2 separate regions of the Homo sapiens genome follow, and region 2 is linked to region 1. A link is a loop called in an ENCODE intact Hi-C map of the cell type or tissue named here. Cell type or tissue: GM12878. All regions are shown on one strand. Links, peaks and the distances in the headings refer to the core of each region. The heading gives the core; the rest is flanking DNA.

What was found. Peaks named below come from ENCODE experiments on the same cell type or tissue, not always from the same donor. Only the 100,000 strongest peaks of a DNase experiment are listed, where the experiment ranks them.
Region 2: a loop joins it to region 1, with 2.7 times the contacts of the local background. A loop is called at or near these places in 4 of 110 quality-filtered maps.

Annotation. Positions count from the first base shown.
Region 1 is chr2:147,679,532-147,696,172 of GRCh38, forward strand. No RefSeq gene overlaps it. Among named protein-coding and RNA genes, the nearest start is that of ACVR2A, 160 kb to the right of the region's middle. In GM12878, for the core only: no CTCF peak of the experiment used is centred there; a DNase peak (open chromatin) is centred at 10,230.
Region 2 is chr2:147,628,316-147,644,956 of GRCh38, forward strand. No RefSeq gene overlaps it. Among named protein-coding and RNA genes, the nearest start is that of ACVR2A, 210 kb to the right of the region's middle. RefSeq lists an enhancer at 7,460-7,669. In GM12878, for the core only: no CTCF peak of the experiment used is centred there; a DNase peak (open chromatin) is centred at 7,576; H3K4me3 peaks cover 243 bases; H3K27ac peaks cover 2,049 bases.

The DNA of each region.
Region 1 (16,641 bases), core at 5,238-13,237:
CCTTGCTACTTCAATACCCTGCTTCTCCTGAATAAATATGTAAATGTTCCTACCCCATGCCTAGCACATGGCAGGTTCTTAATAAATATTAGATGTTTCTATTGACAACCAATTAAGCTATTCAAAACGACTTATGCATATAGACACAGCATTATTGCATAGGCCAGACCCACTCTAAAATTGGCTCAGCCTTTTCTTCATGGAATAATCTTATTTACTATCAAATGATGTAGCCAAGTCACAGTGACTAGGGGAAAGAGCAGATGTTCTTAGGATTATTTTCTCTCATATAGTATGTTCTTGAAACCCTCTCATGATACAGTGACTAACACCCAAGCAGAATGGGAATAGAATAAACATTTTCACATAAACATTGCCCATGTTTACAATCTTTTTCACAGGAGGGATGAGCTGATGAAGCCAGCCAGTCTGAATGTACAATTACATGAGCATGACAGAAGCCAGGTAAGCCATTTTCCAAAGGGCTCTGTAACATTCAGACTCCGTGTCAGCCGCACACCAAAAGGCTGGCCTTAATCGCTTTATCCCCACATTCTGCTCACGCAATTGGTGTGCCCAGTTAGAGATGGCTTTCTCTGCATGAGATTGCTGTCCTGAGCAACATGTGACACAGTTTGTCTTTAAAGAGCCTCTCCATTGCCCTTGGCACCAACATTTCCTAATGTTTATGTTTTTAAGATGAGAGTGTTGGTGATAAAGCTCTCAGTCACACGGAGGTGCCTTTTTGCTCTGGTGGTTCACAAGATCTTCAGTTTTATTTAATGGCTTAACTGCTTCATAATTGCTCATATTCAGCTGCTCCTAAGCCTGAATGATCTCAGCTTTTAATATGCCTTGTCTAATTTTTAGGTACATCAATCTATACAAGTAGCTCATCACTACTCTGAAATGCTAATGGTTGTCACATATTTCAATCGCCTCTATAAGACCTTGTTTCTGTGTTCATAAATCTTGTTAACATTTTAGGACCTTTATTTTCTTATCTAACGATTTAAAGATATATACACACACATATATAAAAGGCCTAATCTTCTTCTCCAAGGTTGGAATTCTTTAAAAATATAAAATTAAAAGGATAAGAAACCTATTTTTTCACTAATGCTACATAAAACAATTTGTAATTATTTGTAGCATTTTATATCCTTACCTAATTTTTATGATTATTTTTATGTTTTTCTCACCTCTCCTTTTTTATAAACACCTTGGGATAAGCAAGGAGAATAACTAAGGGGTTTGGGGAGGTTGTCTAGAGATTGGGCGGCCAGAGGCCACCCTGATAGATGGGATCTGAGCTGGGACCTGAAAACTGAGAAAGATCAGCAGCAGTGAAAACTGGTTCAATATTCTCACATCCTCTAGTGTAACAGCAAGCTAGTCAGCCAGCCACTCAATGACAGTGACCTATTTCATCAAAATGCTAATTTCTTTTTTTTAAGACAGGGTCTCACCGTGTCTCTCAGGCTGGAGTGCAGTGGCTAGACCTCAGCTCACCGCAACTTCCGCCTCCTGGACTCAGTCTATCCTCCCAAGTAGCTGGGATTATAGGCACATGCCACCAAGCCCAGATAATTTTTGCTTTTTTCTTTTTTTTTTGATAGAGACAGGGTTTCACCATGTTGCCCAGGCTGGTCTTGAACTCCTAAGCTCAGATGATCTGCCCACCTCAGCCTCCCAAAGTGCTGAGGTTACAGGTGTGAGCCACCAGCCCCAGGCAAAATACTAATTTCTACAGTGAGGTTAAGTGATGACATCATCATAAGGGGATGGAAAAAAAATAAGAAAAAGTTTCCAGAGGTACCCTATAACAGGGCAAACTAGACACCATGTCCAAGTTGAGATTCACAAAGATCCTCTGAGTTGATGATACCATATCTCTATATTGATATGATGATAAGTATGTGCTGATATATTAGTCTCTACAACTACACTGAGAACTCCTCCAAGGCAGAAACCATTTCTCAAATGTTACCTCTATATCATTGTTATTGTTCATTGCCTATCACTTCCACTAAAATATAAGCTCTAAGAGTGCAGAGACCCTGTTGTGCTAGTTCATAACTGTATACTCAGCCCTCGAATAAAGGACATAATAGGCACTCAGTGTGCTAAATAAATAAATGATACCAATCTGGTATCAATGTGAACATAAACTGTTCATCAATAAGACTGTATGGCCCCTGGGTCAAAAGAGAAGACTTTGTAACTAACTTAAATGGTGTTTATTTTTAAAACCAATATAGTAACCTTAAAATAAATGACTCTTACAATAGTCCTATATTCTTTAGGCTGCAAGTGCTGGATGTGGCAGACCTGACCAGCATACTATGCCTGCCCTCTTCCAATGCCATGTACCCCGGAGACCCAGGCCCAGGGAGAAAGCAAAAAAAAAAAAATGGTCACAGGAATCTTCTAGCAAGAGCAGGTGCTCATACAGGGCACTTTCAGAGCACTACTATTGGGTTTAGGAAGGCTGACCATCTGGCTCCCAGCTCCCAGCCCTCCCCCTCCTTACACCCTATTCTAAGCAGAAAATGTATAGGCTTTCTCTCTCTTTTCAGGAGCCTAATAGCATATAGCACCACAGATTCAATTCCTACATGTAAATATCCATTTGCCTTAAATCCAGTGTCATCACCTTCAAGGGCATAATCATTTACTGGACTAAGTGTTTTTAGTTGTATCTACCAGAAATCATCCTTACCCAAACCCAAACACTATAAGATCACTTACAGATCATAGTATTCCCCATGAACTGGAAAATATGATACTTAACAGAATTCTCAACTACATTGACTGGACCTTCCATGAATATTCCAAGAAAAGAACTGTTCAATCTTACTCTCTAAGTACTTATTACCCTTAATAACACCTGTTATGACTAAGGCCTTTAGCAAAAAGAACGTTAGCTTAAAATTATATGTTGTTAGTTATAATTCACCTGCTGGGGAAAATGTTGCCTAAGTAATAAATACATTTTATTCATACAAAACTAGGTCAGAATTTAAAGACATTCCCTCTCCAGCTACCTTTCTCCTCTCTCCTTAATTTGTGTTACTTTCCAAAAGCTGCAAGTGTTCCCAGGAATGATTACAGCAGCTGGGGCAGGGTTTGTCTTACAAGGCCATCCCTAGGAAAAATACCTGGATTGGTCAATTGGCCTCCTGTGTTCTGGCCTCCCTTTTCTGCAACACGTTACCTTTATCATCCCCCCAACATCCACTTTCATGAATGCACTCACACTAAAACATCAGAGGCATCGGAGACTTAGTAAGTCACCCCACGCAGGGGTATTTGTGTTTCAATAGAAGGTGTAAGAAAGAAAGGGCAATATTTAAAATGAAATTAATTCCTAATAGTGGAATTTAAAAAATGATGAAAGATCTACAACTGTCCTTCCCATCGACCAATAAAAGTCAACTATGTGCAGATCTCAGAAGGCATTCATTGTGTCATTCATTGATTCAGTCAGTCACCAAATATCAATTGAGGGTTTATTATACGCCAGTCACTGAACCGGGGCTAAAGATGTATTATATGGTGGGCCTAGACCTTGACCCCACAGAACTTATAATACACAATTCTCTTGATCTTGGTTCAAAAAAAAAAAAAAACTGAACACTGATTTCACATTTAGGCCAATGTATTTCAAATACTCTTCACTTATTAAAGGCCTCCAAATTCACAAAACTTTTAGTACTAATTTTAGCTAAAAAGCATTGCTTAGCTCTGATTTCTGTTTTCTTTCATTTATCTTCAGCCTCTGTGGAAGAAAAGATAATCTGCCACAAGTGTTCCAAAGCTTTTCTCGGAAAGTCTTCAGGGTCCACTTCAAACTTACAAACTAGAGAGACCCCTTAAAGAGTTTCTGTGTAAAATGATTCTCAAAGTAGAGGTAGCAGCTTTCTTCAAACAGAAAAGCTGCTCAGCACTTTAGGAAGCAAGAACCCTCTTTTCCAGAAGCCCATCACAGAGAAATAAGTAGCAGATCAGCGGCCCCAGAGCTTGAGAGAATTCCGGCAGTAGGAAAAGTCCACAGGAGGCCAACAGTAACAATACACACCAGGACAATTGTAACAGGCATTTACATCCAGCCTGTGTTGTGATTGTCAGTGCCTATGACTTACTCCTAAATATACCCCCTTGTAATCACTTTTAAAAAAAAATTTCATATAGGTTCTTTCTGGGTATTTTTTCCTTTTTTTTTTATACAATGATCACATTTAGGTTCTTTCTGGTTTTACTCAACTCTCTATTTTCCTATTTTGTTTAGGCTTGTCAATTTAAACATGGATAGTGTGTCTTTATTCCCTCCTGCAGAACCTGGAACAAAAGACGATTTTGCAACTGAAGCCCAAAGTTTGCCATCAAAATATGAGGAGATTTATTTTAAAAAACAGTAACAGGCAGAAGACTCATTCCTACATGATCTGGAGGTTCCAGGTGAAATTTTCAGTGGCTACACAGGAGCACCGTGGATGACATCCATGCCAAAAGCGTCCTGAACTAAATAAAGTTGTAGTCATAGTGAAGCAAAAGGATGCTATGGTAGAACAAACAACATGGGTAAATGTGGGCATGGCTAACTTAAATTAGTACGGTGAATAGAAACTTAACTACTTCTGGAGACAATTTTCTAGAACTTCTCTATTAGACTTTGAGGACTAGGACTTGGAGATACTTTTGAAAAGGATTTGATCTATATACAGAGAAAAGAAGCTATGTAAAGGAAAAGGAAATACTGAACTGGTCCTATATGAAGCAGGGCAAAATCTTCTCCAGTGATTTTTTGCATGTAGAGCCATGCTTCGGTTTCTTTAAAATGATTAAGCGAATAACTGGAGCACCCAAACAATATTACAGGTCTTTAGGAGGCTATAAATCGGTAATTATTAGGGCATTTGGGAGATAAGTTTAAACAGGTATACAAATCTTAATGATGGCTAAATAAATAAATAAATGTTCCAAACAAAAACAAAAAACCTGCAGATAATAATGATCAAGATTTTATATTTCTCCTTTGGATTTAAGCCAAAGACATCTACATCTAAATTTGACCTACAACTTTGGCCTTCTCATATCTGTTTTTAGTGGGCATCATCCATCTCCTGTCTTAAGCTTTTATGATTAAAGCATAAAATCCTCTCTTGCTATTATCCCCAACTTCTTTCTTGCAAGGAGACAGACAAGACATATTCAATAGCTGAAAGAAATTCCTTATTGCCGCAGCCCCTGCATACACACACATTTTCTTTCCACACAACCACTCTTCCCAGCCATGCAGAGGGGCTGGCACTTGGGAATGGTACCCTCACACTGTCCTGACTACACACGTCCTCAGGAACCACAGTCTGAAGAAGGGGTCTAATTTTTCAAATTAGAGCTACGGATTCATAATCCTTGCTCATGAATTTTTCCCATCTCTGTGATTCAGGACATTCTACTCTGTCCCCTCTATCAAGCCAAATTCTACCTGCACTTCAAGGTTTCATTCAAGCTCCACCTCATCCACACACATTCCCTGATCCATCTAAACACTTTCTCCACTGAGTCACGTGACCCCTACACTAAGGACAACACTATAGAATTTGGGGCTATCCCAACTGGGATAAACACTCCTCAGCCACTGACTGTGCGTGGTTGAATAATGTCCACCCCAAGATTCATATCCAGCTGGAACTCAGAATGTGACCTTACTTGGAAATAGGTTGGTCAGACTTCCAGAGGTCCCACGGCTCTGTTTTGCAGATACAGTTAACATGGTGTGTCTGGAATTGGTGGGTTCTTGGTCTCACTGACTTCAAGAATGAAGCTGCGGACCCTCGCAGTGAGTGTTACAGTTCTTAAAGGTGGTGTGTCCAGAGTTTGTTCCTTCTGATGTTCGGACGTGTTCGGAGTTTCTTCCTTCTGGTGGGCTCGTGGTCTCGCTGGCCTCAGGAGTGAAGCTGCAGACCTTCGCGGTGAATGTTACAGCTCATAAAGGCAGTGTGGACCCAAAGAGTGAGCAGCAGCAAGATTTATCGCAAAGAGTGAAAGAACAAAGCTTCCACACTATGGAAGGAGACCTCAGCAGGTTGCCGCTGCTGGCTGGAACAGCCTGCTTTTATTCTCTTATCTGACCCCACCCACATCCTGCTGATGGGTCCATTTTACAGAGAGCTGATTGGTCCATTTTACAGAGAGCTGATTGGTCCTTTTGGACAGGGTGCTGATTGGTGCATTTACAAACCTTTAGCTAGACACAGAGTGCTGATTGGTGCATTTACAATCCCTGAGCTAGACACAGAGTGCTGACTGATGCATTTACAATCCTCCAGCTAGACATAAAAGTTCTCCAAGTCCCCACCAGATTAGCTAGACACAGAGCACTGATTGGTGCGTTTACAAACCTTGAGCTAGACACAGGGTGCTGACTGTTGCATTTATAATCCTTCAGCTAGACACAAAAGTTCTCTAAGTCTCCACTAGATTAGCTAGACACAAAGCACTGATTGGTGAGTTTACAAACCTTTAGCTAGACACAGAGTGCTGATTGGTGCATCCACAAACCCTGAGCTAGACACAGAGTGCTGATTGGTGTATATACAATCCTCCAGCTAGACATAAAAGTTCTCCAAGTCCCCACCAGACTCAGGAGCCCAGCTGGCTTTGCCTAGTGGATCCCACGCCATGGCTGCGGGTGGAGATGCCCAACAATCCTTTGCCATGTGCCTGCACTCCTCAGCCCTTGGGCAGTCTATAGGACCAGGCGCTGCAGAGCAGAGAGCAGCACCCTTCCAGGAGGCTCAGGCAGTGCGGGAGCCCACTGCGGCGGGCATGGCAGGCTGCAGGTCCCGAGCCCTGCCCTGTAGGGAGGCAGCTGAGGTCCAGTGAGAATTCCAGCGCGGCATGGGCAGGCCAGCAGTGCTGGGGGACCCGGCACTCCCTCCGCAGCTGCTGGCCCAGGTGCTAAGCCCCTCACTGCCCAGGGCCCGCGGCACCGGCCGCTCCCAGTGCAGGGCCTGCCAAGCCCATGCCCACCCAGAATTCGCACTGGCCTGCGAGCGCCACGTGCAGCCCCGGTTCCGCCCACGCCTCTCCCTCCACACCACCCCACAGAGGGAGCCGGCTCCAGCCTCTGCCAGCCCAGAGAGGGGCTCCCACAGTGCAGCGGTGGGCTGAAGGGCTCCTCAAGCGTGGCCAGAGCAGACGCCGAGGCTGAGGACACACTGAGAGCGAGCAAGGGCCACCAGCACATTGTCACCTCTCAATGGGATCACACTGGCTTAGGATGGGCCCTATTCCCATGACTGCTATCCTCATAAGAGAACAGACACAGATACGCAGGGGGAAGACAGCCATGAGAAGACAGAGACAGCTATGCTGCCCCAAGCCAAGGGACATGAAGGAGTGCCAGCAACCATCAGAAGCCAGGAAAGGCAAGAAAGTTTTCTTCCCTAGAGCCTTTGGAGAGAGCATGGCTCTGCTCACACCTTGATTTCGGACTTATAGCCTCCAGGACTTGAGAGATTTCTGTTGTTTTAAGCCATGATGTTTGTGGTGATCGGTTTCAGCAGCTCTAGGAAAGTGTTATAATAGTTCATGTCTTACATTTGTATTTCTTCAGATTTCACAGAGCTGTGAGCTCATGACTAGTAATCAATAATTGATACTTCTTGACTAACAGGAAAATGGTCATGAGAGTCTGGGCAGCTGGCCTGTGCTGCCAAAAATGAGAGCTAGTCTTTCAATAGACCATTTTCAAGACCCTGTGAAGCACAAGAACCCTGTTAGTGATTTTCTAGTGCCATTCAAGTTCAAGAGGTGAGCAAGAGAAGTTTTATGGATTTGTTATTTGTTGTTTGTTATTTGTAACAAAATATATTTGTTACATTAATATATTTTCTATTCTAAAGCATCTTCTCTCAACTATGTGTCATCTTCTCTCACCTACATATTATTTATTTACTCCTCTTTTGAATGAGAGCTGATAGAATGGGATTATAAGCAGGGGCAAAATTTTGCCTTAAGAATCGTTTTGCTCTGAGTCTTTGATATGCTAATTTGATCATTAACTTCAGTGACCATATATAGCTTTAAAATTTTCCATATTTATTTTATCATGGATTACTTTGAGTTGCATGGATTTTGAATTGCATATTTTGAGAAGCTGACCTAATTAATTATTCTTGCCTGTTTTAAAATATTTTTTTAATTGACACACAAAAATTGTACATATTTACAGGGTATGTAGTGATGTTTTAATACACATAATGTGTAGTGATTAGATCAGGATAATCAGCATTCCATCATCAGAAACATTTATCATTTCTTTGTGTTGGGAACATTCAACATCCTCCTTCTAGCTATTTGAAACTATGTAATATATTATTGTTAACTATAGTCATCCGACAGTGCTATAGAACAATAGAACCTCTTACTTCTATCTTGCCATGAGAGTATTTGGACTGAAAGTCATGGAGAAAATAATTCATAGTGTCTTAAACCATAAGAAAACTATTTTCTCCTATAAGAACTTTATTAGGGGTCCCTAGGGTGGTTAATTCAGCCAGTCAGTGATGTCATCAAGCCTTACAGAATTTGTCTCTCTTTGTCTTTCTCAGTATGTTGTGTGCCTCTCCTCATGATTGCAATAGCATCAGCCATCACAACCATCTGCCCCAATGTCTACCAGACAAATATTCTTTTTCCCTGACATGTTTCTTTAGTTGGAGAGGCAACCCTTTTCCAAAAACCTCCTGTCCAATTCCCCTTACACCTCATTGGCCAAAATTATGTCACACTTCCATGTTTAACCCAACCATTGGCAAGAGGAATTGGACCACCATGATTGGCTTAGATCATTTACAAATCATGATTTATTCTTTAGAACTGGGAAGGTAGCCTCCCAGCATGAATGAGTCACACTCCCATGATAGTGTGGAAGAGAAAATGCAATAAAATTGTGGTTGGTTCGTGTATCAGACACTGCTGGCTGGCCCCTCAGCAATCATCCACTCCTTCTTTCATACCAATAGAACCATGATTTTGTGCAGAATAGCAATGTGCTCAGCCCCCACATGTTTGAACCATGTTTAGCTAAGCAATTTCTAGCAACCTCATTCATTTTTCCCAGATATTTGCTTTGCTAGACTTTTGTATTGTGGGTGTATTGAACTGTGACTAGAACACAGTTCCAGTCAATCAGATATGAGTGATAGTCTTCTGGGTCATCTAAATAATATATCTCTGTATCTGTATCTAACTATATCTGCCTATCAGTCTATCTACACACACAGAAAGAGACACAGAGACAGAGAGATGCAGAGGGAGAGAGAGAGAGAGAATTAGCTTAATTAGCTTAAGCCACTTTCTCTCTCACCTACCCCCACCTCTACTCTCTTCTTTATGCCTTTGAATATGGCCATATTGCCAAGAGCTATGACAGCCACCCTGTAGTCATGAAGTAACCAGCACAAGAGCCAATTGCCAGCACACTGAGAACGACTGAGTGTTAGACAAAAAGAGCTTGGTTCATGGATGTCATCACTGAGCCACAGAATACTCTTTATATAACACCTATTCCCATCAGACAGAACATCTAGAGAATACAGAAAGCATGACTCTGGAACCCCAAATTCTAGAGTGGAGACACTGCCACAGCTGAATAATCCCCTGTCTCCCATCCCATCAAGAAAAAAGGAAAGAAAGAAAAATATTGATTGGAGGAAAGTATGTTAAAGATAGTCAGAAAAGCACTCACAAGGCAAGTTTGCCTGGAGTTTTCACTCATCCTACACCATTTGGAGATGCATGAGGGAGGTGCTCAGAGGTGCCTCTGTACTCCTTGTGTTGTGGGAAAGGACACACACCGTGCTTCTGTGCTGCAAAGCAGTATGTTGGTGACTCAGGGAAATCAGGGATGGGGAGAGGAGGCAAGTATTTCCCTGCAGGGATTCCCATGATAATCATTTTAACCAGATTTTGACTGCACAAAACCATGAGGTAGAAAGACATGACCCACCCAGGATTACTGGCACTGGTTCTGAACCCCAGGATGGTCCTGGCAATAAAATACTCTCTTGAGTACCTCCCTACACTCCTCCCCCAAATTCCCTCACAGTCTCCTACCAATTTGTGACCACAATTTTCTAAAGTGCAGGCAAAACACTGGACTTTGCAAGTATGCTTAGAAAAAAGGAAGTGAAATCAGTAATGAAATAAGCATCAGTAATGAAATAAGATGAGCTGGCAAAGCAAGCACACACTGGAGGCTGAACCACTGACAAAGAGGAACTTGACAAGGGTGTGGAATCAGCCTGCTCACTTTCCTCAAATTATTATCACGCCTTCATTCTTACCAATAGTACAAGAACCATATCATATGCCTTCCTCATGCATCTTCATCATGTATCATGTAAGTTTAAAACACTCTCTTTCATTTATTTGTGAATTATATCAGTCTAAGAAATATACGTATGATTCATGGCTTCTGAAATTTTAAAATCTGAGTTCAGGTCAAATGAAAGAGGACAAAGAGGAAGACTCTGGAATGAAGGATGAGGAAAAGAAAAAGAAGTACACTTTTTAACTAGAGGTCTCCATACAGGTTTCCTCATTTTACACCCTTCTCTGTTCAGGCAAAGAACAGAGAAATTAGTTTTGTGCCAGGATAGGAATCTGTATTTCTACATTTTTTCTCCATTGCTTTTCTCTAAGGACTCATATTTTAATTAAATACAAATTTGTCAGACTGAAGGGTGGGAGAATTTTAATCATAAATTATTTTCCTGGTAGCACATTAAGAACACACCATGAAAGATATACATGCCTTGAAATACATAAAAGTATTGCCTTTCCTACCTTCTAGCTCTTTGACTGGTATCATCGGTGATATTGATTAGGTTCATAATAGATGATGGACTAAAAAATGCTTTAAAAGGCTTTGTAAGCAGGATTGTGTCATCCATCATTGGGCTTTCCAACCAAGAGATTATCAGGACTGACAAATATTCAGCCAAAAATGCTATCCAAAATCACCGAAGGTCTTATGAGTCCAGATCAATTCCCCCGCATCCTTAAGGAGTGGTAGAAGCAGAGGGAGTTGGGGAGGAAGGTCCCACAGATGCTCTAAGGCTTCAGGAAATTCCTCTGGCTCTGCCTTCCAGAGCTCCCTTCCCAGCCTTCTGGTTCTTGCTGGTTTGCATCTTGCATCCTCTCATGGCCATGTCATTGATTTCCATCTCTACAGTTCCCACAGATGGAAACTTCAGTTTGGACTGAACAGTGGACTCTCATCTGGTCAGACTTCCGGAGGTCCCATGGCTCTGTTTTTTCACAGTCAGTGAGCCAATCTCACCTACTCCATGTCCCCCAACTCCCCAAGTCCTGCTAGCTCAGGTCAAACCCTTTGAACTCAGTTGGGGATCAAACATGAGCAAAAATGAGTTTTGTCAGCTTTGCTTTGAAAGGTGAGCAAAGGGAAACAAATGGAGAATGAGCATAGATTTGGCTTGAATATATGGCCAAAAAACCTAATTCGGAAAATGTCTATGTCATACCTGGAAATAGCACTGTACCAGGAGTTAGAAGACCTCTAAATAGCTGTATGACCCTGATTAAAATAGCTCAGTTTTCTAAAGTCTATGGTCAAAAGATTTGCACTACTTAATCCATGTGGTTCCTTCCAGATCTAAGATTCCATGGTTTGATGAAGGGAATGGATCAGAAAAGTTGAGTATATAAACTTTCTAGTAACAAATGTTCCTTTAAAAGCACAAGAGGACTGGGGGAGTCTAGAAGGGGACATCAAGCAAGCAAAAATTAAGATAGCCAAATTATCCTCCGTTCCCTCATCCCTCTCCTAGAGAAAACAACAGAGATGTGGTTCTAGGAATGCTCACTAACAACCCAGGAGAAACCAAAGGCATTCATTTACAGGATCACCAAAACCTAGCTACTTCCCCAGATCAGTGAATGTTAAATCATGATTAGGAAGGTAGATGTGTGGTATTGTAATCTGATTCTTTTCAAGTTCCAGAGGTGGTTAATTTTATGTGTCATCTTGACTGGGATAAGGGATACCCAGATAGGTATTTATTATTTACCCAGATAGGCATGGTAAAATATTTCTAGATGTGTCTTTGAGGGTGTTTGCAGAAGAGATTAGCATTTGAATCAGTAGCCTGAGTAAAGAAAATGACCCTTACTCAATATGGGCGAGCATCATCCAGTTCACTGAGGGCCCAAATAGAACAACAAGAAGAAAAAAAAAGAAAAAAAAACAAGAAGGGTGAATTCACTCTGTTTCAGCTGGGACATCCATTGTCTCCTGCCCTTGCACACTAGCACTCCTGGTTCCCGGGCCTTCAAGCTCAGACTGAATTACACCACCTGCTTTCGCGATTCTCCAGCCTGCAGACAGCAGATCATAGGACTTCTTGACTTCCATAACTGCTTGTGCTAATTCCTATAATAAATCCCCTCATATAAATACAGTTGACCCTTGAACATAACAGGTTTGAACTGTGCAAATCCTCTTACATGAAGATTTTCTTCCCCTTCTGCCACCCCTGAGGCAGCAAGACCACACCCTACCCTTCCTCAGCCTACTCAATGTGAAGACAACAAGGATGAAGACCTTTATAATGATCCAATTCCATTTAGTAATAGTAAATGCATTTCCTCTTTTTTTATGATTCTTTAACATTTTGCTTCCTCTGGCTTATTTTAAGAATACAGTATCTAATACATATAACATACAAAATACATGTTAATCAACTGTTTGTTGTTGGTAAGGCTTCCAGTCAACAGTAGGTTATCAGTAGCTAAGTTTTGAGGCATCAAAAGTTACATGTGGATGCTCAGGGGTTGGCACCCCCAACTCCAGCATCGTTCAAGGGTCAACTGTATGTGAATGTGTACATACACACACACACACATACACACACAAACACACACAATGTCCTATTAGCACTTTTGTTCTAGAGAACCCTACCTCATACAGAATTTATTACAGAAAAATTTTCATCCAATTTGGAATAAGTCTGAATATTAACTTTTAAAGGGTCCAAACTTAAAGTATATACAATGAAATAAACAAAACCCCCTGAGTTATATTCAAATATAGTACAGAATATATATTTTGTCACAATTTAATCATGTATTCAATAGAATAAAGAAGCACAGCAAACATACAAATGCTGAGATTTAGCCTGCTAAAGTAAGGAAGACATTCAGAAAGTAAGACTTACCCCCAACAAACCCTGGCCTCCACTTCCCCTGCTTACACATCCAATTTCTGCTGCTCTTCAATCAGTTTTCATTGCCCAAAAACCTTATTCTTAGCTGTTTATCAACCAGGCTTTCTATAGATAATGCCTTTTATCTAATAGTGCTGTTTATCAACCAGGCTCTCTATAGATAATGCCTTTTATCTAATAGTGGTTTAAGGTGTTTCTTTTCCCAGGTGTATTTCCATATATAAGTGGAGGCTTTAAACAATCAGCATCAGGTTTAATGAACTAATTAGATGAGGGAGGTAGAAAGGTAGAAACTAGGAAAGGTTTTTGGGGTTTTTTGTTTGTTTGTTTGTTTTTCGGAAAATTCTCAATTGGCCAGCTCCCTTTGTCAAAGTCCAAGGGAAAGAGAGTTGCAAACAGATATCAAGGTATTTAAACCAAAAACTGTCACCTGCTGAACTTTTATATTTCTTTGACTTGAAAGTAACAAAAATATTCGACTTTGCTGGCTCATGATATTCAAGAAAGGAAAGAAGAGTACGACATGGGAAGAGCAGGTACATTGTTGAACTTCTGAAATTCCTAGAATCAGGACTCAAACACTCACAAATACACTCCGTTCTTTGTTCCTGCCTCTCGGCCTGTCAGCTTCATTCTCTCCCAGCAGATTGGCAATCTTTAAGTGAGAAGATACATGGCCCTTGACAGTTGCTAATTAAGTCCGTGAGACATCCTGCAGACTTAACCTCTAGAAAGGGATTGCACTCAATCTCTTTCTAGTTCCCTGTCCACCAAAGGAAAGGACTCATTAGCCAAGCTTGAATCGGCCATTGGACAAATCACCTGGGGCCAGAGGAATAGCCACCAGGATTGGGCATTTTCAGGGTGGACTTGTCAGGTGGGAACTTGAAATAGAGACATGAAAGGTACTCAAGTGTTTGTTCCTATGTTAACTATGAGAAGAGATAAGGGAAGAGGGAGTTCTTAGCAAAAGGATCCTGGCAGTTAATCCTAGATGCCAGATACCCTCTGCATCTGGACACAGCACAGTGCTGCTTTACCCTCAATGTCTCACATGGGCAGAAAATCCTCACTCCTTCAATACGGAACACTACAATGGCTTCAGCTCATTGGGGACCCTAAAAAAACAGTAGCTTTCTTGGATAGAACCATTATAATTTAGAGGTAGCAGCAAGCCAATATTGAGTAAACACTCAAACAGGGGGAAAGGATTTGGTAGATATACCATACACTGATCTCCACCAGACCACACCCAACAGACATTCTCTGGGAACTCTCAGAAATATTGTGGGGTGGGGAAAGGAAGAGTTGCTGGAGACTAGAGTGTCTGCAGTAGTAGTTAGATGCTGCAGCCAGCAATCTAAGAATTGTTGCAGTTAGTGTATGACACAACGTATGGGGCTAAGAGCTGGGGTTCTGGAGTTTGACTTTCTGGGTTTGAATTCTTTCTCTACTACTTCCTAGCTGTGGGACCCTGCACTCCTAGTGCCTCTGTGCCTCAGTTTTCTCATCTGTAAAATGGGAATAATAGCAGTACTTACCTCACAGTGCTGTTCTGAGGACAACATAGGTTTATATATATATATATATATATATATATATATATATATAAAATATATATTTATGTGTGTGTGTGTATAAGAACTTTAAAAACTTCATTACCAGAGAGGAAAGATCTTCTAACACTAAAACATGTCCAGATCCAAAGAAATGACTCTCTAGTGGTAAAATTGCAGATATTAAGAAGTATATTTCAGGGCAGAGAGTTATGCCAAAAACCCCTCAATCTACCCACCACATAGACACCTAACACTCTGATTTTGGGTTTCTGTGCCAGGCAGGAAGGGGCTGTTTTCATCATTATTCTCCTCCTACCATATCTCTAAGTGTCTGCTCTCAAGCAGCTTTATGATGGCTTAGGAATTCCTAAGTCCAAGTCATAAATCAGACCCCCAGTTTTTGTCCCCTGATTCTAGTCTCTGAAACCTGGAACTTTAGAGTCCCTATGAATTACTCGTCAGGGAAGAAAAGGGAGATAAATCCTGAGAGAACTGAGGAATATCTCACCAGGGGCCCATTGAAGGAGATAAGAAATAAATGAGAAAAGTGTGTATCTGCACAGCCTGGTGTAATGGTCTAGCCTGTCTCAGACAAATCATAACACCTAGCTGACCTCTAGGACAAGGTCAAGGCAAACACATTCATCCTTGACCACCTACCATGGCTCTGAATTACAAGGGAGGCAGAAGACAACCAGGTTAATCCAGGGAAGCTAAGACCAAAGGGTGGCAACAGCAGGCAGTCTCTACACGAAATCAGAGAAGTGTCAACTCAGACACAAAATGGAAAAGTGGACTCCTTTGAACTGTCGACTGAAGACAACCATTGGTTGTGAGTGCAATGAGGGGTTTGGGCTTTTTTTTTTTTGTTTTTTTTTTTTTTTTCCTCTTTAAAGGAAGTTGCTAAACTTGTTACTGGAAAGAGTTTGATTCCTTAGATTGTTCCATATGCCCAAATCTGACAGTTACACTGGCACACTTTGATTCCCCATTTCAAAACCGTGTGTGGAGACAAAACTGAGCGACTTCCATGTCACATCCTGTTCTCTCAACCGAGCTTTGACATTTGCAGAGGACTCTTCCAAGGGAATAAACTAAGCGCAGATAGAACTCAGTCTTTTCCCTTTAAGCCATCTCTTGCTGTAACATATTCTTCATCAGAGATGCACTAGAAAACACTGTCTAGTGCGTAAAGAAGGTGTAATTTTTCAGTTTCTCACTGAGACGCAGGTTGGCAAATAGGTTAATTTTAACTTCGCAGATTGCAAGGTGTGTGAATAGAACAGCTATATCAAGAACAAAATAGAGCTGAGAAGAAAGAACTGCTCTGAGCCACCAAGCTGTTTCATCCCTAAGGTCATAGAGGGCATCAGGGGCCACCACGTTAACTACTGAAACAGCACTGGATTGAGGAGCCTCAACAATATATGCCCTTTTCATTCTTATCAAGAATAGAGAAGTGTGTGGAACACAAAAGGAAAAAAAAGGACACCTAAAATTGTCATAGATAATAATTATAGCTAACATTTATTGAGTGTTTATTACATGCCGAGCAGTTGGCTAAGAATATGACATGCATGATCTCATTGAATCCATACAACTCTATGAGAAAGGAACAATTTCAGTCTCCTTTCATAGATGGGGAAGCTAGGGCTCAGAGAAATTAAATAATTGCTTGGAATCACATAGCTGTGGATGGTGGAGGTAAGATTTGTACCTAGGTCTGTCTGACTTCCAAACTGGTACCCCGTTTCTCTATTCTGGCTTGTGCCACAATCCCAGTGACAAGAAAAGATCATTTACTACCAGCCCCTATTTTCCCA
Region 2 (16,641 bases), core at 2,920-10,919, 54 kb before region 1:
ATTAAATGAGTTAAAACATGTAAAGAATGTAAAATTGAGATATTAGCTAATAGGTACTAAATAAATGTTAGTTTATTATTAAATGCTATTATCTTAATCTTTCCATTTAACACAAATATATACACTTTTCCCATATTTATTATATAGTCTTCATAGCCAACATTTTATTGGTGCATAATAGTATATAAATAGCATACTCTGTTAAGTGGGTGTGCTATAATTTATTTCAACATTATTCAAGACATGGGAATAATGCTTGCTTCTTATTTTTCAAAATTTTTTATATTTTACATTTATTAATAATATCTTAATGTCTTTGTACAGTGACTTTTTCCATATTCTGGATTATTACTGTAAGCTCGATCCCTAGAAAGAGTTTAGAGGAATAATTGGTATAGAAATCTTTAGGTATTTTGATACATCTTGAAAGTTGGACTTTTGATTATAAAGATTCTATCTTTGCTTATTCCTTTCTGAACCTCTACTCAGAACTTGACACAAGGCTCTTCATCCAGCCATTCAACACCTGCTGATATTTGTTCTCAAGGTACATTTAAGAAAGGTCATTATAAGAAATTACCATATTAAAATTCATCTACAAAATTATTTGAGTTTCATCTTTAAAAGATAGTTTTCTAAGTATATAATCACTTCATATTAGAGCTTTGTTGCTAATAAGGGAAATTTGAACTCCAAAAAAAACCACCAGAAAAACCCACTTACTCAATGATATTTTTAGCACGTAAAATTCCCCCTATGAATCATATGCTCACAAACCATGCACCCCTAAATATTTAGCTCCTTCTGACTCATTCTGAAACATTCTGACAACTTCTCCATTGAAATTTAAAATTTCCCAATACTGTAAGATCCTCCTTTCCTCTAATTAATTAGTTCCCTTTCCCATTGGCAAAATGCAGTAGTGATAATCTCTACACTTACAGACTGTGGAATGGAGCACACAGCTGGAATCTTTCACTGCCCACAAGTCTACATTTTCCCATCTTCCTGGTATGTCTCTCTCACCTAATACTGGATTTTCATTGCCCTCTTTTCCTGCCACTGACAACCACCACCCACAGGTAAAATCTTATCCTTCAAAATCTTGGATGTGTCCTAAAACCCCATTTTCAACTGTATTAATGAGAGTTCTCCAGAGAAACAGAACCAATAGACTATATATATGCATATGTATGTGTGTATAAAATAGAATATATATGTGTATACATATAGAAAAAGAGAGAGAGAGATTTAAAACGAATTGACTTATATGATTATAGAGGCTAAAATGCCCCAAGATTTGCAGTTGGCAATCAGCAAACTAGAGAACCAGGGTAGCCAATGGCATAAGTTCCAGTCAGAAAGCTTGCAAGCTGAAGAACCAAGAAGAACCAATGTTTGAGTCTGAAGGCGGGAAAAGACCAATGTTCCAGCTCAGGCAGTGAGGTGGGAGGCATCCCCCCTTACTCAAGGGAGGTTTAGCCTTTTTGTTCTATTCGGGCCTTCATGTGATTGGATGAGGCCCACCCATATAAGGGAGGAAAATCTGCTTTGCTCAATCTATGGATTCAAATGTGGATCTCATCCAAAGCACCCCAACAGATACACCCAGAAATAATGTTTGACCAAATATCAGGGCACCCCATGGTCCAGTAAAGTTGACCCATAAAATTAACTATCACACCATCTGCAGACTCTGGTTTCTGCGCTCTCTCTGCACCGTTTGCTTAAGAAATCACACCCTCTTCACTAATATCTGCGGATTGATGCAGTCTTTCTCTCCCATAACACTCTGCTTACTTCCTACTCTACTAGCAACACACTTCCGAGTGCTCTGTCTTATGCGGGGGTCACTCCACACAGAAAGCTCCCACCACACATGAGAAAAATTGAATTCATAATGTTTGTTCTCAATGGCCCCTTCTCTTATTGTCAATGATTATAGTACCCAAAAAATAAACATGGAACTCATTCCTCAGGTATTTTTCTATTCTGTTGCTACAAATCACACCAGGTTGCTGGTCTGGCCAGCTTTCAAGTTTCTTTGCCACCAATTATTGAATTAATTAGTTTTCCAGCAAGCTTGCTCTTTGTTCTGTGTAGTACATAAATGGCACTCGGGGTGGAAAGTTTACAGTAAGAAAGCAAGACAAGTGCTCATTTAAGTCACCATGAAAAGCACTTAAAACCCCCACACCTTCCAAGTAGACCCTCACTGACCATTATCTACCTCTCAGGCAGGACCAAGTGAGTGGCTTTAGAGACCTGAAAATTTCACCTCAGCGGCCTTGCATGAACCCAAACTAAATTTGAAATATAAAGTCATTCTTTGAAACCTCACTGGAAATGCTAGCAATATGTCTGGGTGATGCTTCTGGCTGGCAAAATGGCAAGTCATTTATCCTTTCTGCCCTTGTTTCCTCATATGTGAAATGAGGAACACTGACTCACTTCACAGGAAGGCTGCATGCGTTTAATTAGTTAACAACACACATCAAAAATACAAACTGCAGAATACCTTTGCTCAGCCGGAAGCTCAGTAAACCTGCCAGGAGCATTCATTGCTTAGTTGATCTAACCTAGATCTTTCCTTACGTCGTGGCTCTGGTTCTGCTCTGACCCATAAACACGTTTTTGTCTACATGTACAGATTCTTACAGACACATGGATTTTAGATTTCTATTTTAATGTTTTCTTTTTATGACTGCAATTGTTGAGGTTTTATGTTTTCTTTATCAAATGTTCACTAAGATCCCTATTTACTACAGAAAACTTTAGACACCCATGCCAAAAAATTGCATGTCCGACTAGCATATCCTAGCCAAATGAGCCCACATCAAACTCAGCTTTACTTTCCTTACTCCAAAGTACCTTCTGTGACTAGACAAAAGATGATGGAAACTTCATCCTAGAACATCAGACCCTGCCAGGCACATTTCCATCTGTCCTATTGAAGATTGCCAAAAGCATTTTCTGAAGATTTTTTTCTCATAAAATTCATCAATCAAAAATTCTTTCAGGCAGAAGTTATTTAAGGACTAGGAAATGTAGTGATTCCTTCCCTGACTGACCTCTTGGACTGCAGGAGACACACCTAACCACAATGGAAGGAGGAAAACAACTGATGCACCGTCAGGATCTGTTTACTTCCTTTCAGCCACACACTCCCCACTGCCACCAGCACACATACAGACATTCAGCCTAAGTGATCAACAATCATAGCCTTACAAAAAAAGAGGAAATCAGGTGTCTTGAACTCTAAAGGAAGTGGGAAACTTCACAGCTAGAGCCTGGAACCCAGAAGTTAGGAGATAAATCAAATTGATGCCAAGGAGGAAAGGTTGAGGCCAACAGCTTGGGTTTGAATGGATCAATGGCTGGCCAACCAAGTCAAAAAGTAGCCTGACTATGTTGACATTGGAGCAAGGGAAAGTCTTGCTGATAAGCAGTGGCAGGGATAGAAAACATTCATATTAAATGTGTTTGTTCTCTTCTGCAGTGAAGACTAAATAGTTGAAGGGGAAAGCCTTCTTAGATTCCTCTCCTTGAACTAGCACTGTTAATTTGCTAACCTGTGCCAAATTACCAGTCACCTCTCATCAGTCCTCTCTTGTCAGTCCTACTTCTCAACTTTTCCCAAAGATTCTTAGGACCACTAAATCTTCCCACATCCAGTTCTCTTCCTTTTAGGCCCTTATTGCTTCAGGCTCTTCTTTTTTCATTTTTCTCCTAAATAGCCATGGCAGAATTATGCTGGGACATTGTAGTTTCTAGGTGCATTAGTATGTGAATTAGTCTTTATTTAAAGAAACTATGGCATGCCGATCACCATGTTGGGTATATAAGAATGCTTTTAAAAAATGAAGTCATTTCTTCTACCAATAAAATTTTCTTTCTAATTAAAGAGTTCATACCACCACAAATACAATAGCACTGAAAAAATGCATTAACAAAATGAGGTATAGGCAAACAGAAGTCAAGATACTACCAAATAAGCAGAATCCAGAGGTCCTAAAGGAGCACTCTCCAACCACAACCCCAGGAAATGAGGTCAGAGCTAACTGGGGAAAGTGATCACTCCAGCTGCCTTCACTTCTTACTTCCTATTCACTCCTTCACCCTCTGGCATCTGGCTTCCTTTCGCCATATGTTTGCTATCTAGCAGCTGATGGTTCTCAAATTTAGCATGCATGAGAATCACCTAGAGGGCTTGTTCAAACAGATTTCTGAGGCCCACTCCTAGTGCATCCAATTCAGGAGGTCTGAGATGTGGCCCCAAAATTTGCATTTCTGAAAAGTTCCCAGGTGATGATGATGATGTTGCTCTCGTCCTAAATCTTTCCTCCTTGTGAAGCTGCTTAAAATATTGCTTTGGTCAAATCCCTTCAAACTCTAAAATCCACCCTGATTTTTGTGGCCTAAATAATGAATTCCCAAAGCTGACTCAGGTATTAGGGTCTCTGCAATCTGCCCTGACCTTCAGACAGAGGCCAGATGGACACCTGTTGAGTCAGTGGTAGAATAGACTCCCGCACTGAGCAAACTTCCCTTCCAACTCTCCAATTGTATCAGGTATATCCAAGTTTTAGTTTTATGATTTCTCTGATAAAATCATGGCTTCAACCAATCCATCCTACTAATTTTTTGCGCCAAGATTCCATCTTAACTATCACATACGCACCTTTGTTAATGAGATTCACATTGATTTCTGTCTTCACAAATCCTAATCACCCATCGAAGTCAAACCCAGTGCCTTCTTTTCTACTGGTGTTCATAATTCCATGGCTCTCGGGTACTTTGTATTTAGTCTTCCCCTTCTTCTTCTTCCTCTTCTTCTTTTACTCCTCCTCCTTCTTCCTCCCTCCCTCTCTTCCTCTCTCCCTTGAATTATTCCTATCACTATAAAACATGATTTAGAACCTCTTACCCTATAAAAAATGGTTAACAATCACAACTTAAACATATGAATCACATGCCTACCATCTACCAATCGGTCCATTCCTTTGTTTGCTTTTACAATTTCTCTACACATAGCTTCTTTACTTTTTCACTCGGCATTCATTCCTTCTTCAATCCTCTGCAATTTAGCATCTAGCTCCACTAATTTGCTCATTTTAACTCACCAACAATCTTCTCTGTGCCAAAGTCAACAAAAATCTTCTCACCTCATTCACCTCTCAATAGTAGTCAACATATTTACCAATTTCTCTCTTCTTAACTCTCTTCCTTCTCTTGGCTTCCAGCACTCCACACTCTTTTGCTTTTGTTCTTACCTCATTGGTCACTCATTCTCAGTCCTCTTCCATAACCTCTCTTTTACTCAGCCTCCAAATTATGGAGTGCCCAGGAGCTCAGTGCTGGACTCTCCTCTTACTATCTACACCCATTCCCTACATGATCTCATCTATTCTCATTGCTTTAAATATTGTCTGTCCACCAATGACTCCTTGTTTTACCTCCAGGCTTAACATCTACTTGGGGCCCAAGACTCTGTCTTGATATCTTAATTTTGAAATATAATATGAACACTAAACTTACATATACTGAACTACTAGTTGTCCTCCAATTCCCTCTCTTCATTCTACTCCAATCCTCCCTCTCTCAGTGAATGGCACTATCCATTAAACTTAGGCCAAAAATGTAGACATCATTTTAATATCCACCCACATTCAATCTGTCAGTAAATTCTCTACATTATATGAGCAAAACATATCTCAAATACATCCAATTCTCTCCACCACCATTGCTGCCACCCTAAACCAAGCCACCGAAATCTCTTTCCTAGAATATTGCACTAGCTCCTAAGTGGCCTTCCTGCATCCAAGCTTGGCCTTCTTTCATAGCAAACAGTTATCTTTTAAAAACATAAATAACATCACATCACTCTCCTCCTTAAAATATTGCAATGACCTCCTATTTTACCTAATATAAAAATCAAGCTTCTTACTATAGCTATAACATCAGGCTGTTGCCTCTCTCATCTCAGTCAGTACCACAGCTGACTCCCTGCAAGCACCTTCCTCAGGCCACTTTGGTTTCATTTTGTTCCTCACACAAGCCAAGCTCCTTGATCTTAGGGCTTTTACTATTCCCTCTTTCAGGATCACTGTCTCCTAGATTTTAATCTGGTTGACTCTTCCTCATGCTTCAGCTTTTTAACTACAAATGTTATCTTCTCAGAGATGTCTTTTTTGACCACCCTGTCTAAAACACCCTGAATAAAAAGGCACTCTCTATCTTACCACTTTGGTAAGAATTATCATAATCTAAAATCTTCCTAATTTTGTTTTCATTTGTTTACTTGTTTGTTATCTGTCTCCAGCTTCACCTCCTAATGTTCCCTCAACTAGAACAGAAACTTTAAAAGAATAAGAAACGTATCTGTATTTTTCTGTGATTTATTCCTAGCATCTAAGACTAATGCTTAGCATTCTGCAAAAAACATTTGTCAAAAAAATTAAATGAATGGGAAACCCATCTATGAGACTGCATGGGTTACAGAAACATACAACTCCAAAATCTCAGTGGGATAAAGCCACATTGATGTGCATCTTATAAATGCTATAGGGCTCAGTTCATCGTGATTCTTCAGGGAAAGTGACTGACAGAAGCTTTCTCACAACATTTGTGTCCATGAAGATCACCACACCAGTCAGAAGACAAGATGTGGCTAAGTGGATGCAGCTGTTATGGTTCCCAGCAAGAAGTGATGCATATCAAGTTTGCTTGCTTCAACCAAAACAAATTATTTGGCCAGGCCTAACTTGAAAGAGGGTTGGAAAGTATTATCCTACATGAACCCAGAAGAAGGAAGAATGGAAGTACTTGGTTAGCAGCATTTAGGACTTTCACATTTACTTTCAACTGGAAGATTTCTTCCATTAGCGGAAAAAAAAAAACAATGGAAATATTTGGTCATATGCACTTTTGGCTTCTACATGCTGTATAGTAGATGCACCTGACAGCAATAACTTAACTTAAGCACACCCTGAGAATGACCCTGTATGGCAGAAACACCTGACAGCTATAACTTAAGCATACCCTGAGAATGACCCTATGGTCTAAGAAGAACATGTGTTTGGAGTTCCAAGCTAAGGAATCTGAGAGTGGCCAACCCAGAGACTCGCTTCTTATCCATGAGGAACATCAGAACTCCCAGGCCATCCCATGGAATGCAGGCCATACAGGGGATGAAGGCCCTTTGTTTTTGGTTAAATGAAGGTTGCCAGGTGGAGGTTGCTAGGGGGAGGGTGCTAAGTAAATATTCTATATAAATTGCATGCTTTTTACAAGTGATTGCAGTTCTTCTCTCCAGCCTGCTGCCACTACACCGCCCTGTATGTAAATTCCCTCAATTAACCCCATGTCTTGTTCGCTGACTCCAGGTTTCTTCTTCAGCCTCTTGAACATGGTGCCATCCCTATTGAAGTAAATAGGGATTCAGCCTGACACATTCACCTTGTACTTCACATTTTCTTCTACTGAGTCAGTCTAATGTAACCTCTCTGAATACCTCTAGCACTTGTTTCTATAATCCTCACTTCATGTAATTGTTCAGTCATCTGTCTCCCTGTCTACATTCAAATAAGGAAGGCAGAGACCAGATCTATTTTTTCCATTGTATTCTGAAAACCTAGCACAGTACCTTTCAGTTTTATTTTTATTTTGAGACAGAGTCTCGCTCTGTTGCCCAGGCTGGAGTGCAGTGGTACAATCTCGGCTCACTGCAACCTCACCTCCCAGGCTCAGCTATTCTTTTGCCTCAGCCTCCTGAGTAGCTGGGACTACAGGCATGTGCCACCACACCCAGCTAATTTTTTTGTGTGTGTTTTTAGTAGAGATGGGGTTTCATAATTTTGACCAGGCTGATCTTCAACTCCTGACCTCAGGTGATCCACCTGCCTCTGACTCCCAAAGTGCTGGGATTATAGGTGTGAGCCACCGCACCCAGCCTCAGTACCTTTCACATAGCAGATTCTGAACAAACATTTGTGGTAGGAATGTCTTGTAGCTTTTCGTGTGTGTGTGTGTGTGTGTTTATCTGCACAATTAGACTGGATATTCCTCTAACACAGTACATAAAGACAAGAATTTATATTCCACATATCTTCCAGCTGACTCATCCGGGAGATATTCACATATTGGCAGGAATATGGGAAGGAATTGTTGAACTAAACCGATTAGTTGTATTGGGGCTACTCGTCTAGGTGTGAAATGCAAAACACCCCTATTAAAAAGGTGCTCTCAAAGCCCCCAGCACCAACATCTTATGAACACAAACAGAAGACGCACATTGCCGTCCCTGGCCTCCTGCAATAGATCACTGTCAGTTTTCTTTAGTAGGGAAAAACCAACAGATGATTGTGTGGATTTTCTTGGTTCTTTTGCTGGTCAGTCTGTGTCTGGAAGTGAAACTCCCCTTTCCACAGGATTTCATCATAGCAGTAACCACAAGGCTCGAATTTTGGTCATTGACAGTGCTGCAGCTCAGCTGTGTATCCTAATGTGGAAAAAAAAAAAAAAAACAAACCTGTGTTCCACTCCCTTATGCTCCCTTTTCTTATAGCGCCAAATCCTAAAATGATGTTAAGATTAAAATTGGTTCCTTCTTGAGCAGAGTCATCCTGTGTGATGACAGATCTTTCTCTAAGACCTTTACTGCATGAGAGAATACTACAATGTCATTGAGATTTTTACATTCAGGAAATATCCTTTGGCTACCAGGTGGTTTCTTTTTCTACTGACAAGTTCAAAGTACAGATATTCGGACATCTTCCCTGCTGCAATGCTGTCGAGCTCACTTTAGACAAAATGCAGTTTCAGTTGACTGAGTACTTCCTTAATCTTCCAAATCACACAAGTAATATAAGAAATCAGTGTGGCATACTAGAAAGAGAGAGGCCTTCTTGAATTCCACAGCCTATTATGGGCAAGTTACTTAACCTGAATTTCAGCTTCCTCGTCAAAAAAATGAGGATAATAATACCTGCCTCACAGCATAGGAAGTGTTCATCTGTGTTCCTGGCACACAAGGGATATTCAATAAATGTTTGTTGTTTTCTAACAGCTGCTTTAACTGTTAAACAAGGTACCAATTTAAAGTCCCTTCAAATAAAATCACCTCACAATCACAGAGTTGTTTGAGCTAATGAACACAAGCTCCCACAGCAGGGATGGGCAACATTCATTCTGTGCATGAATGTTGGCCAACAGCATCTATGCTGGGACGTGCAACTGTGCTATACTCTGATTTTTTCAACTTCCCCATGTTTTCATCTCAGATATATAGCTTTTCTAAAATGTATCATGGTTTTACATTGTGATTGGGAGTGTATATAGGTATAACTTGTTTCTATAAAGAACAATTTAGCAATATCTATCAAAATATTTAATGCACAATTCTTTGAACCAGCAATTCTACTTCTAGGAATTTAGTCTATAGATATGCTACCACATACACAATATGAAATATGTAGGAAAACACACATTCTATTATTGTTCATAAATAGCAAAAGATGGAGAACAATCTAATTAATGCCCATTAATAGAGGAGTAGTCAAACAAATGATGGTATGCACATATAGAGGAATACTGTGAATGAAGCAACTATAAATACTGCCAGAAAACAGTCTCCAAGGTGTCATTCAGCAAAAAGAACAAGATGCAGAGCAAAGTCTATGATATGCTGTCATTTGAAGTAAAAAATGATGTGCACATATATGGTGTAAACATACAACATCCCTAGAAGGACACAGAGGAGACTGATAATGTTGGTTGTGTCTGGGATGGAGAAACAGGTAGCTTTGGCAAAGGGTATAAGAATAGTTATTTTTCACAGAATAACACCTTATAACACTTTGAATTTTGTACTACGCACATGTTGTTTATTTTCAAAAATTATGTTACCTAAAGTTCTCTTTAATCCTATGATAAAGCAATGATTAATCCGGAAAGCGGAAGATAGAGAAAACTCTATAATGCTTTATTTTTTAAAGCAAGATATTCATGATACTTGCAATTATTTTAAAATAACAGAAAAAAAGAAAAATGATGGGAGGAGTAAAAAGAAAGCAACTACAAAGGAAAAGATAGTTGGTTAAATCATTGTCACTTCCACACCACACTGACTGTCCATCAATCAACAAACATTTATTGAGTAGTATTGAGTCCTTGATGTTCTGTTGGACACAGTGAGAGGGAAAAATGCAGAATAGATAGAGGGTCCCTGGGTCTCCCCTCAAGGGGTTCGTAGTCTGATTGGATGAATGAGACTGACAGGTGAAATAGTGAACAGTGTCCAACAGCAAAGAAGTATCATGAAACAGGAAGGCTGATCTGCTGGAAGAGGCTTGATAAGGAGAAATTTGCTGAGTCTCTGCAACTGAGATAATGATGACTGTGGGGACAAGTTATGGCTCCTCTTCTCTCCATTTCCTTGTCTCTAAAATGGAATCTCCTCTCACAGGGATGCTGTCAGGATGAATGAGGCAAAGTTTGTGCTTATGTAACGTCTTTCTTCTGGGAACTCAGAGTGCTTTGTAAAGTATTCTTATTAATATTCATAGGATGGTTTATATATTTTCCTACCTTCACTTTGGAAGTGGCACATCTATACCTAAACACTCCAGTTCTTCTCTCACTCTTTCTCAACATCACTCTCTTTTTTTGCACCAAAATAGTGCAGGTTCAAGCTTTAAAGTCTTGATGGTTTTATATATAGCTCAGGGCTAATGACATCACACAGCTTGCCTGCCAGAGAACCCACCTGTACATTCTAAAATTTCTACAGTATCCATTGTATCCATATGCATGATAAACCTGAGCACATGGTAAGAGATCAAACAAATATGTAACCAGGGGAAAAACCGTAACCGAGACTGTTCTCCAAGAAGGGTGACTCCCAATATTACTAAGGGGCTTGCAAGTCTAGAACAGAGGCTGAGCCCCATCTCCCTCTGCTGCCCTATTCTGCATAACAGGGATAATTTGGGGTTGGGGTGGAAGACAGGGAATATGGGAAGAGAGAGGAGGTGCTAGCAGAGAAAATGGGAAGGAGAATGGAGCCAGGAGAGAGCAGGAGGTCATGCAGAGTAGGAGAAAACTCTTTCCCAGATTCCTCCTCCCCAGGTACGGCAAAGTCCTGCTACAGCTTACAAAACACCAGGAGTGCATGGATTTCATAGGAAACTGGGCTGAGTTTGCACCCAGAGAGATGGGAGTGGTAAAGCAGACAAGCTGTGTAGTCTGGGAAATTACAGAAATCATGGGAGGTTTCTGGACTTTCCATGTCTTGGGACTGACTAGGATCCAAGTTAATCAGACCAAATCTCTGACAGAGAAAGGGATTTGGCTGACAAGTGGATATACAGTAGATATAGGATGTCTATTTATGCCTGTTATTTAAGCATGTATGCAAAAATTAAAGTTTTTAAAAAGTAAACTTTTTGCTTTGGAAAAATGGCCCCGTTCAGCTCTTTTCTTGGACCAAGTGGAGAATGTGAGGCAGAGAAGTGAACAGACATCCTCCCAATACCACAACCAAGGTTGGAACCCAGTCTCCTACCTTCCAGGCAGGTGCTGGCTCTGTGTAACTAACTCAAGCAGCCTCACAATGCAACTTTCTTATGTCTGCTCTGTTTGGATGTGGAGAACAGTGCTGGCTGAAGCCTTCCACTGGAGAGGTAGTAGGAGGGCTGCCTACTCATATCACACTACCTGTTTGGCCCTAGGCCAGTATCACAAAACAAAACTTCTTGCAGCAACTGAGAAGAAACAATTTGCATAACTTAAAACTATGTTGGAGTGTTGTGCTTCACGTCTGAGCAGCATAAGTCTTGAGCTTTAAATAGCCCGACCCTAACATATATTTAAGAGAAATGTTCTAAAGGCTGTGTTACATAAAGTAGAGCACTTAGTGACACCAAAGCAAAGTGCAAGGTCCCCTTTCTTGCAAATTGACAGAAGGCAGTATCAGTGAGGCAGCTGGGAGGAAAACCTTCCTGTGATATGAAATGCAATAGAGGTCAACCCTCCTTATAATTTGAAGAGTCCTACAGTATTCTATCAGCTCCAAATATCTCCTACCCTGGTCTGTGCTGGTCTTACCAGCCCTCTGACAGAGCCACCATAAGGTCACTCCTTTGGATTAGACAACAAAAGAAGAGTCATAATTCCTGGAAGGACACTTAGGAATGCCTAAATGTGCCACAGGTACAAAGGAAGAGCCTTAGTTGGTGGAGGGAAGTGGTAGACAACACTTTTCTCCTTTCAACCTTCTCCCCCTTAACATACAGGCCCAGCTGAGTTTCCATTACTCTCTTTGATTTCCTATTAGTTGCTTCACAGTTTAGAAAGCATGGAAGACCAAGTTGTGCACCAGAATTATCTATGGAACTTTTATAAAATATGCATTCCTAAAGTCCACTCCAAACTTATCCAGTCAGAATTTAGAAAGGGGTGGAGGTTTGAACAGGTATTTTTGAAAATGCTCCCAAAGGCATCCTGATACAAACCCCTGTCTACCAACTACTGGAGGAAGGGTGGGATGTAGGTCAAGGTCAGGGTTGGGAACGCGGTATCCTGAAGACCTGGTGACTGGAGAAATAAGGCAGCTGGGAAGAATAGGGCCCAACCACTGCTCCCCAGGGCAAGTCCCTGATATGAATGAGCACAGTGCTGAAAGACAACCCCTGTAAAAAGAGGCTGAGAATTCCAGACCATGCTAAGAATCAGTGCCCCAGCGTGGACTGCCTGAAACAAATAAGAAATTTAATCAGTGCATACTGCCTTATGTGTCTGCATTTGTTTCTGTATTCAATTTAATATTTATTAGATACTGAATACTAGGCACAAAGTCAGCTGCTGGGGATAGAATATTGAGCAAAACCAGACACAATTCCTGCCCTCATGGAGCTTCCATTCTAATAGGGAAGGCAAAGGATTAAATAACTAATTACAACTAAATGCAATGAGTAGTTTGTTAGGGGAAGTAGAGCATGTATAGGAACACGTAATGAGCAAACTAAACTTGTCTAAGGGTAATCAAGGAGGGCTTCTGGAGCAAGTCTTCCTTAAGTGGAGACCAGAGGGATAATTGAATATTGACCCCATCTACAGAATAGAGGATGAATCCAGAAGCCTCAGTGGTTCTCAGCCTACTCTGGACATTAGAATCACCTGGGAAAATTTCTAAACTCCCAGCTGCATCCCACACAAGTTAAATAATAATCTCTAGGGTGGGACCCAAACATCAATAATTTTTAAAGTTCTCCAGGTGACTCTAATGTGCAGCCAAGGAAGAGAACTACTGGTTTAGAAAGAGGAATTTCCATAAAAGGGACTAAGAGAAATTCAGAGCACTGAATGCAGGTGAGAGAATGACAAGGGATGAAGTGGAGAGACCAGATCATGTAAGCCATACTAAAGCATTCATATTTTATCTTAAAGTTGTCAGACTCTTTTCAGCAGGGGAATATGAAGTGACTCATACTTAGTATGGTCACTCTGGCTATGGTCATGAGAAAGGAATAAAGGAGGAGAGATGAAGGTAGTGACGTCATTAGGAGGCTGTTGCAAGAATCTAGGCAAGAGATGGTGGCAGCTTGGACTAGGGTGCTGACGGAGAGTTGGAAAGATGTGGAGAAATGTGCATCCACCTGCAAAAGGAAGAATCAATAGGATATGGTGATTGGTTGGATATGAGGGGTGAGGGAGAATGAAGAGTCAAGAGTGACGTCCAGGTTTTCACTTGAACAGCTGGGTGAACTTGGAACTCTACCAAGATAGGGATTCATAGTCCTGCAAAGACCACTCTCCTGCAAAGAGACCACCTGTGCTCTTCCAAGCACATGGGTATTCCAACTGGATTTCACCAGGCCCTAAGGAAGTCTCACCTACTTCCAAGGTAACCCCAAATTGAAAAGATCTGAGGGTGAAGAAATTATGAAAAAGGGCTGGAAAGTCAAATAAACGGAGAATAAATGTGTTTGCACTGAAGGGAAACTGATCCTAAAACTTTGTCTTTAGAAACACAAAATGTGCTCTTTTGTTTCTGATCATAAAGCTGTGGTTCTATTTAGTAGCAAGCTGAAGGACTTTTGGACCACACCCAGGCATTAGTGGCAATAGGATGCTTTTGCCTAGAAATGCCACTCTGGGAGACGCAGCCAGCTTGGTTACCCACAAATCATGTCTTCTAACGCAGAGGCCTCCGTCAGTTAGCCAGCAAGCCCTCTCATCTCCAGAATAACCTTCTATTTAGATGCTCTACAGCCCCTCCCCTGCCTCCAACAAGGAGCATGGTCTTTCCAAGTGTAGAGAGCAAGACCACACCCATCAGCTCCATCATTCTTCCACATGAGGGGTAGCGTAGGGTTAGTTACTGACACGGGTGCAGGGGCACTGTACAATTGGGAAACACTGTGGGCCCTGGGCCATATTTTAGCCACAGAAAACCTAGAAGTACCAGGCCCTCCTTTGCAAAACTCTTTTTGTAGGAGGTTCCCCTATATTCAAGTTCAACAGCGGCTTGAATGATTAACCTCAGTAAACAGCTGTGTTTGGTATCATAAAGCACCTAAAGCTACAGTTATTAACTACTAGAATGAAATTGTTAAGCAATTGTGTTCATTTCCTAGGGTTGCCATAATAAATTACCACAAACTTGGAAGCTAAAAATAACAAATGTATTTCCTCACAGAAATACATTCTGTGAGGCCAAAAGTCCGAAATCAAGGTGCCAGCAGGGTTAGTTCCTTCTGGAGACTCTAAGAGAGAATCTGACCATGACGCTCCCAGAGTCTGATGGTTGCAGGCAATCCTTGGGCTTCCTTGGTTTGAAGATGGATTATTCCAATCTCTGACTCTGTCTTCACATGGCATACTTCTCTGTGTATCTGTGTCCCCTCCTCTTCTAGAAGGATATCAATTATTGGACTTGGGGCCAACTCTAATCCAGTAAGATCTTAGCTCAATTCTTAACTAATTACATCAGAAAAGACTCAATTTCCAAATAAATGCTCAGTTTGAGGTTCCAGATGCACATAAATTTTGAGGGGACACTATTCAACCTGCTAGGGCAATATATCAAATTTTGATGTTACTGAATGGACAGTAACCAACTACAATGTAGTTTAACTAATGGCTAAACCCAACTACATATGCAAGGTCTAAACTTTTTTCTAAATATATGTCATTCCTTCTCATGCCAGGAATCAAACATGGAATTTCAAATGTTCCTGTAGTGTTTACTTCTGGGGCTGGGGCAACCCCCACCCCTCCCCTGGCCTCCTGTCCTTTTCCCAGTTAGTCCTTTTTAATGAATTACCCCAGCCATCATCACTTTTCTTTCCTTGCCCTAAATCCCAACCTCAAATAAACAAAACACAGCTAAGCTTAGGGCCTAAACATTTCTGAACTAATCAAATGAAATAGATTGCCTTGGTCTTCCACTTCTCATATTATTTAAAGAATATTAACATCTTTTTTTTTTTTTTTTTTTTTTAGTAAAGGGATTTGAAGACTTGTAGGGGTCATGGGACCTCTTGGGTAAGAAGAGTATTCAGGGTTAAAAAGTTTGGGAATCTGCTTTAGAAATTGTGACCCCACTGTGGTAAGATCTTTGGATACAGGTAACAATATTATCTGAAGCTATTCTGGTTTAAGATGTTTAAGTAGCCTAATATATCACAGTCTGTATTAAATGTAATACATTAAAACACACCTCAACACAAGACTATAAATGAAACAAAGATGTCTTAGAGGAATCGTTTAGCTGTGCTTCTTACAGCCTAAATGTAAACTCCGCTTTAGTCTAAAAGCATTAAAATCATAATAATGAAATTTTGCCATTAAGAGCCAGAAAGCACTTTTCTTTTTAAAAAGACAGATGCATTAAAATTTAATTATTGTCTCCCTACCTGATTATCAGACAAGAATAAAGCACATTTGAGGGGAAAATATATATATGTTCACCCAGCACAGGAATATTTTTAAAGACTCTTCAAAGAGATGTTCCCCAATACCCACCCCAAGTGGAAAAAAAACGTAAATGACTAGATATAGATGGGCAGAAACAGGAGAGCCAGTGTACCAAGTGCATAAGCAAACAGATGCAAATCAGGTGCTTAGGAAAGGATTGTGGGTTTTTAATCCTGTGTCTGTGCCCACTGTCTGAACAGCCTGAATCATGTATGTGCATTTCACTCAGTACTGCCCCATCAGAGGGTTCCTTAATCCACATTTTTAACTTCTTCAACATAGGTAAGTGGAGATTCCTTCCTGGAGTGTGAAAGCTCGCAGCAGCAGGAACACAGCATATCTCATCTCTAATTTATGACTGACTAACTGAAACTCCTCACTGTCAGCAAACTCTGCCGTGTTTACTGGTTTGACAGCATACACACATATGGCAGAAGCCAGATGGACCTTCTCCCCCAGCTTCGAGCTAAGGGTGCTTCATTAGGAAAGAGATGCAGCCAGTCTTTGAGATCTTTGAACAAGGCTTTCCAGCATGACAAGAAAGAAGTCAGTCAGCAATCAGGAAAGAAAAGACCCTCCCCTAGGCGAGAGATTTGGACAGAAGAGAATTTATAGTTGCCCAGTTGAAGCCTATCAAGTTTTAAAGAACAAATGGCCTGTCCT